Linked DNA regions of Homo sapiens: all the other regions are linked to region 3. Evidence: chromatin loops called from intact Hi-C (ENCODE). Cell type or tissue: PC-3. All regions are shown on one strand.

What was found. A loop is a pair of places that touch in the nucleus more often than their neighbours do. Peaks named below come from ENCODE experiments on the same cell type or tissue, not always from the same donor. Only the 100,000 strongest peaks of a DNase experiment are listed, where the experiment ranks them.
Region 1: it touches region 3 in a loop (2.3-fold over the local background); 2 of 110 quality-filtered maps call a loop at or near these places.
Region 2: it touches region 3 in a loop (7-fold over the local background); 4 of 110 quality-filtered maps call a loop at or near these places.

What each region holds. Positions count from the first base shown.
Region 1 is chr12:88,657,095-88,659,594 of GRCh38, forward strand. No RefSeq gene overlaps it. Among named protein-coding and RNA genes, the nearest start is that of KITLG, 78 kb to the left of the region's middle. In PC-3, no CTCF peak of the experiment used is centred here; a DNase peak (open chromatin) is centred at 1,117; H3K27ac peaks cover 1,515 bases.
Region 2 is chr12:88,400,060-88,402,559 of GRCh38, forward strand. The region is part of intron 1 of LOC124902978 (a long non-coding RNA gene); the gene reads right to left. Among named protein-coding and RNA genes, the nearest start is that of KITLG, 180 kb to the right of the region's middle. In PC-3, no CTCF peak of the experiment used is centred here; a DNase peak (open chromatin) is centred at 1,302; H3K4me3 peaks cover 685 bases; H3K27ac peaks cover 1,235 bases.
Region 3 is chr12:88,578,320-88,580,819 of GRCh38, forward strand. It overlaps KITLG (KIT ligand), which reads right to left and starts at 2,152. Exons shown (of 10, transcript NM_000899.5): 1 at 1,945-2,152. The coding sequence starts at 1,959. It overlaps LOC105369885 (a long non-coding RNA gene), which reads left to right and starts at 2,217. Exons shown (of 4, transcript NR_188177.1): 1 at 2,217-2,291. In PC-3, CTCF peaks have their summits at 138, 990, 1,198 and 2,083; DNase peaks (open chromatin) are centred at 142 and 2,162; H3K4me3 peaks cover 2,500 bases; H3K27ac peaks cover 1,582 bases.

The sequences.
Region 1 (2,500 bases), 79 kb after region 3:
GACATTCAGTAAATATAAATGAATAAGCAGTTACTTGACTGAATGGGACTCATCTTAAACACACTTTCAACCACTACTCTTATTTTCAAGACATCATTATTACACTTTCCGAGGTAGCTACTGACCTCAATTCTTAATCATTAAAGGCTTAATCCACACACATCCTATTGGAAAATTCAGTGTTTTTGTGTATCTCTTGCTTGCACAAAATGATACACAGGATAGCACTTTCTTATCTCATACCTACTAGAATGGAAACTATGGAGACAGGGATTTTGTTTTGCATGCTAATGTATATTAGGTGCTTTGAACAGTGTCTGATCCAAAGTAGGCTCCAATGAATGAATAGATAAATGAATATGGTATCTTATTTAATCCTGATAGTAGCTTTTTTGTAATGCTATTAAAAAGGTATTTTTGTTTTTTGTTTGTTTGAGACAGGGTCTCACTCTGTTGCCCAGCCTGGAATGCAGTGGCATGATCTCAGCTCACTGCAGCCTTGACCTAATAATGGGCCCAAGTGATCCTCTCATATCAGCCTTCTGAGTAGCTGGGACCACAGACATGTGCCACCACACCTAGCTAATTTTTGTATATTTGTAGAGACATGGTTTTACCATGTTGCCCAGGCTGGTCTGGAACTCCTGGGCTCAAGCAATCCACCCACCTCAGCCTCCCAAAGGTAACCAGACAATCCTCAACTGGGATTACAGGTGTGAACCACTATGCCCAGTCATCAAAAAGTTTAAGTAGTTTGTTCTTATTCTCATATGTACTAGTAACAATTAGCAGGTGGGATTAAAACTTAGATCTATATGACTCCAAGTTTATACTTTTAAAAATATTAAATTGGACTTAATTGAAAGTTTTTTTTCTGTTTAGAATAGTTCCTTACACATGGTAATCACAAAACATGGTAAAATGTTGAATGTGAGCAAAACAAACAAAAATAAACAAAAGAAGGATTCCTTATGTAAGTTTAAGACTCTTTTATTCATTAGTTTAAATCTGGATTCCATCTTTTACCCTGTCTTGGCATACAGCTTAATGCTTTTTTTTTTTTTAATTTTTGCTTAACACAATCTACTCCATTGTCTTCTTGTGAGACCTAGGAGAGTTGCCAAAGGGTGTGGTTGTCAGTGGTTAGATTTTTAGAAATCACTCATGCTGTTTACTTCAGCTTTCATTATAATTAAACAATGATCTGCTTTATACATTATCACTTGCCAAGCACTAGATAAAATATTATATCTGCATCTGATAAAATATAGAAGTAAAAAAAAAACTATCAATCAATTTCAGAAATGCTTGTTTTATCATCTCGATGTAGCATGAATAAGCTCAAAGGTACATGTAACTCATTCTTTCTGGTATTTAATGTGTTAAGCAGATCCTGTTATTTATTCCCCTAAAATAAATCACAATTAAAAATCCATTCTGCTGGGCTTGGTGGCTCACGCCTGTAATCTCAACACTTAGGAAGGCCAATGTGGGAGGAACACTTATGGACAGCAGTTTAAAAACCCATTCCTGGTTTAGTTAAGTGTTTTTTTTTTTTTAATTGAACACAGAGTTACCTTTATGATGGAATCACAGTGGTATCCTATAAAGAGCAATGGACTTGGCAAAGCTGATCTATATCTGAGTTACAGCTTGACCAATTGAGTGACTGTGAAACCTTTAGAAAGTCATGCCATTTCTGAGCTACAGTTGGTTCATATGTAAAATGTGGATCAAAATTTATGCATTAATTACCTGGATGCTGTTGTCAGCATTAGATGAGAGAAGGTATATGAAACAACTTATGTTTGTAAAACATAAGACAAATGTCTTTTATTAGTAATAGCATTTATATTCATGGCAACATTCTTGGTGATCTATTCCTAAGCCTTATAAATGGTAGAGTTTCACACTTTCACTATAACCAACATTAACCAATTCCACTTTCCCTTCTCATTTTTTATTTCCTACCTCCTTCTAAAAATAGATATGAGGCATGTTGCCCTAAAATAGGCCCATTATGATTAATAAAGCATAAATGAAAGGAAGTTTGAATAGTGAAAAGTGAATACTTACTAAATACTAGAATTAAGATGGGTAACACCATGACTGAGACTATAGAACATTAAGTTCTACAATCTGAAGTTTGGTAATGGTAATGGCCTGACATCAAGTAAATTTGAGTAAGAGATACAGATGTGGACAAAACACATATATTCTTATAAAATGCAATAAATAATTTTAAGGAGAAAAGCTGGATTCTATTATATTATTTTATAAATATCATAAAAGAATAACTAGATTCTATAAAACATAAAAAGTATTTTTGTTTTTGAGAGGGTGTTTTGTTCTTGTCACTCAGGTTGCAGAATAATGGCGTGATCTTGGCTCACCGCAACCTCCGCCTCCTGGGTTCAAGTAATTCTCCTGCCTCAGCCTCCCGAGTAGCTGGGATTATAGGCGCCTGCCACCATGCCCAGCTAATTTTTATATTTTTAGT
Region 2 (2,500 bases), 180 kb before region 3:
CAACTTGAATGATGACTAACCAAAAAACAAAATTCAAAAAATATCTACTAGTACTTCATTAAGAAACAAGCTACTAACATGCATATATATATATATATATAAATGAATATACTCCCATATCTGTGGCATTAATTCCATATTAAAGTATATATATTTTAGCCTTAATAATAAACAATATAAACCCAAGCAACAACTACTATGTAAAATTACAAAAGTGAGAAGAAAGATGTATTACTCTAAATTATTTACTTTCCTGTAATCCTTTTTGAGGTTCTACTTCTTAATCTTCTGTGCAATCTTAAATTTCCCACAATAATTTCATCTGTAGTATAAGGATGTTGTGCTTTGTTGAAAAATAAAGAACCTTATATAACTGTGGCATCATTTATATAACTGGAGTTGCTGGAGCTTGCTTCTAATACAGGACAAAGCCTCAAGAAAGTCTTTCGAAATGTGCAACAGATGGTATTAAGTTGGTGCAGTTTTTGCGGTTAAACTAATGGCAAAACCACAATGCCTTTTGCACCTAATATTCTTAATAAAGAAATAAAGAAATAAAGCTATGCGTATAATACCTTCTTGCCAGGGATGAGTTAGAATGATCACACTTCTCCTGAGCAATATAGGTTAAGTTCTACAAGATAGTATTTAATGTCACTTAAAATTGTAACCACAAGTTACTGCATGCATAATCTTGTCAACAGTCCAAAAGTTACTAACCTTTTCTAAGGGAATACATATGTTTTCATACATATGTTCATCCTGTATAATTTGTAATATCAGTGGATGGATAAGAAATAAAAAATACTTATGTTTATTTCATGTCTGGAGAATCTGTGTTAACATCTGAATTTTACTGGTACGTTGGTTTAATAAAAATTTCAATGTATGACATTTTTTCTGTGCTAAGGCAAACTTTTTCAAACAATATTGACAACATAGGCATATGTAGACAAAACAAAAAGAGTCTTCTGCTAAGCAATACCAAAATCTACCCTTGCAATGCAACTGGTAAACATACAGCAAAAATGACTTCCTTTCAGCCCTCTCGAAGATATTCTTAATTACACGTTTAAGCTCTCTGCAACTTCACCATTTCATTTCTTGCCTAGACCTCAAAAATCATCAAAGAGTAAGTGATGTTTTGCAAATCGAACATAGAAAATGAAAGCATGTTACATAAAATCAAACTGCCTTGCAGCGAACTGTTTTGGAAAGGTAAACTTCCTATCTTTCATATTAAAATACTTAACCAGTCTCTGACTTGCTGTGAAAATGCATGCTTGGCAAAAATGTCTGAGACAGGCTTCTGAGATTTATGAGATGACTCATACCTTCTACATATATATAAAAACATTGATCTTGTTATTACACTTTGATGCACTTTGCACACAGCTGAGAGACAGTGTTGTTTAATTTGTTAGAATACAGAATCTGTAGCTAACTTGATGAAGCTCAACTCCCCCACTACCTACTTGTGTGAACTTGAACAAATTTCTTGCCATCTCTAAATCTTAATTTCTCTTAGCATTTTTTTGTTTAATGGAGAAAAATTATAATATGATTTATCTCCTAAGGCTATTATAAAGAATACAAGATTATTTATTGAATCTTAACAAAGTGTCCAACTGTAAGTGCTCAGTAAATGTTTGTTGAAAGGAATAAAAGGAGAGAATTGGAGAGAAGGAAGGGAGAAAAAGGAAATTGGGGCTTCAGCTTTCTAAGTTTAAGCATAACCAGAGTTTATAAGAGGTTGGAGAAAGGATTGTTTATAAGGGGTGGAATCCTAAGAAACAGTAGGCAAACACAAAATGACTATCTAAATATTTCATACTCTCATAAAAATTACACAGCTCCTGTAAAGTATTTTACTTCTCCTTCACTTATGAAGCTTAGTTTGGCTGGATATGAAATTCTGTGTTGAAAATTCTTTCCTTTAAGAATGTTGAATATTAGCCCCCACTCTCTTCTGGCTTGTAGAGTTTCTGCTGAGAGATCAGCTGTTAGTCTGATGGGCTTCCCTTTGTGGGTAACCCAGCCTTTCTCTCTGGCTGCCCTTAACATTTTTTCCCTCATTTCAACTTTGGTGAATCTGACAATTATGTGTCTTGGAGTTGCTCTTCTCGAGGAGTATCTTTGTGGTATTCTCTGTATTTCCTGAAATTCAATGTTGGCCTGCCTTTCTAGATTGGGAAAGTTCTCCTGGATAATATCCTGCAGAGTGTTATCCAACTTGGTTCCATTCTCCCTGTCACTTTCAGGTACACCAATCAGATGTAGATTTGGTCTTTTCACATAGTCCCATATTTCTTGGAGGCTTTGCTTGTTTCTTTTTATTCTTTTTTCTCTAAACTTCTCTTCTCGCTTCATTTCATTCATTTGATTTTCCATCACTGATACCCTTTCTTCCTGATCAAATCGGCTACTGAGTCTTGTGCATTCATCACGTAGCAAATGCTGAGAGATTTTGTCACCACCAGGCCTGCCCTAAAAGAGCTCC
Region 3 (2,500 bases):
TGCCCTCCTTTGCCTACAAGCCGTTTAACATCAGCAAGTTCCCCCAAAGGGCCTGCACTTTAACTTGTGTGATGTGTGACCGAACAGGTCACATATCTAAAATACTTAGCTTTCTCAAATTTCTCTGGTCGGCAGCACTGAGTCACTAATGCCACAGTCACAATGTTTCAGACTAGATTGACCTCTTTCTAGTTTTCAATGGAATTATTCCATGTAATCCGATTTACACAGCCATTTAATCAAAGCGAGAAAGGAGATTACAGAGCTCACATTTGTTTTGCAAAGCAAGGGTGCAAGGATAATCAATCCTACTGCCTCTCAAAGTGACTTGATAGTACATCCCCTGGCTTTGGAGTGTTGGACATTAACCTTATCTGTCTCCTGTGTTCTTGTTTAAATAGGAAGGTTTAGGCTCTTTTCCTGAACTAGAAGGTAGCAGCTTCTTCCCCCAGATCTCACCACCATCCATGGGAGCAGATGCTACTATAAGAAGGAATAGGTCTCTACCCTTCTTATAATTTCGCAGAAAGCTTGTCTAAATCAAGAGATTACAATAAAACTTTTCTTTTGTTGCAAGAATCTTTAACATTTGCATTTCGACAGCACGCTGTGGTGATTCCAGGTGCGGTGCTCAATGCCTTGCCTGAAAGCTAACCTGCTTGTAAGAGAGGGGAGAGGCACATCGCGTCTTTTCTCTTAGAGAGTGCTCTAGAGACTATGCAAGCCTCTTTTAGCCAGGCAATGTCCCTTTCCCCTGCCTTTTACCACACCGGTACAAGGGGCTAGAGTCTTGCAACTTTTTGCAGGCCTAGATATCTGTTTAAAATATGATGCTAAGCAGGTCATTTGATAAAGCATTTTGAGCACATTGATGCCTTCATTCTACACCAACGATGTGTACAAACACCCCGGTTTCCTTTTTCCCCACCACTTCCACCCCTTCCACACATTTCAGGAACTGCAATCTCCAACAGAACCTCTGGGGGGTGAAAGGGCAACCCTTAGCCAACCGCGGCAGATAACACATAACAATTTCTAAGGGGGAAAGTGAGAGGAGGTAACAATCAACAATGGTGAAGAGAACTGTGGATAGGGGCACCGTGGCGGCCCTTTCTAAACGAAGAACCAGGTATTTTCTTCAAGGGAAAAAAAAATCTAATTGTCCCCCCAGGCAGCGCTTTACCCACAGTGCTTTATGTATAATGCAGAATTTAGCAGCACTGGGAATTATCTCAATCACTATCATTCAGAGGTGCCTATTTTATAAAAAGCCTTTATCCCTTTTGAAATGGAAAAAGGTGCGTGCATTGTGGAGGTACTAGAGCTCTTTAGAGCCCACACAGAGCTGCAAACTAGGCAGACACCGCCGAGAGCCAAGTTTCCCGGGCAGGCGGGCAGGTTCCCGCCCCGCCGAGAGCTGCCGCTTAGGAGTTCCGCGTTGGCTTCGCTCCCGCGGCTGCACCCGCGTTCGCGCCGCTCCTGGTGCCCGGCGCCCACCTCGGGGCTACACAAATAAATCTGAGTGAGAGAGCTAGTGAGGGTGGCGCGTGGGGTGCTGTTTCATAATCTCCTGGAATCCACGGGAAAACCGTCTCCTATGCAAAGACATGCCTTCCCGTGATAACTTAACATTCCATGGCCCAAAAGCCAATCTTTCCACCAGACGGGAATTACGGTTTCCGACTGACAGCTCAAAACTTAACTGCTGAGGCTCCAAACTTGACACTGGCTCCCTCTCAGCACTCCCACTCCTTTTCTCCCTGGCTCACCCGGCTCGGCTCGGGATCACACACCACGCCGGCCTCCCCCGCATCCTCTTGTCTCACCCGGCAGGCACAGCCCTGCACGCCCCAGCTGCAAGTCCCAGGGAGCGCCGGCTTCCCCGGGGCACCGGGCGCGATTTTTCCTGGAGAGCCTGGGAGCTCCCGGGCGCGCCCTACTCACTTGTGTCTTCTTCATAAGGAAAGGCAGCGCTGCGATCCAGCACAAACAGTGGTGTGGCGACTCCGTTTAGCTGTTCTGGAGCTCCAGCATATTGCACGAACAGCGGCGGCAGATAGTCCACGCATTGGGTAGCCCGAGCGCAGCGCCCTCTCCACTGTCCCTGCTTCCCGCAGCGCTTCTAGTCTCGGCGCGAGGCGGCGAGCGAAGCCCGGCTGCTGAGCCGCCGGCGCTTTTATACAGTTCCCGCCCGCCTGCTCCGGACACGCCTCCTTCCCTTCCGGAGCCCGGGGTAGGCGAGAAGCAGGCAAGGGCGCGGAGGGAAGAATCGGGAGGGCGGCCAGAGCACGGTAAATGCCCCAGAAGTTTGGCAGATTAGGCCAACCTTGTCCGCTCGCCTGGGGGCCCCGGACCTGCACTGGCGGGAGACCGCGAAGGCGCGGGGACGCAGAGGGCGAAGCTTGGTACCCTGCAGCTACTGCTCGCGAGGAGTCCCAGCTTACCCTCCCGGATCCGCTGGGGCTCACCTGGCACCCCCGGGGACAGACGAAATACCTCG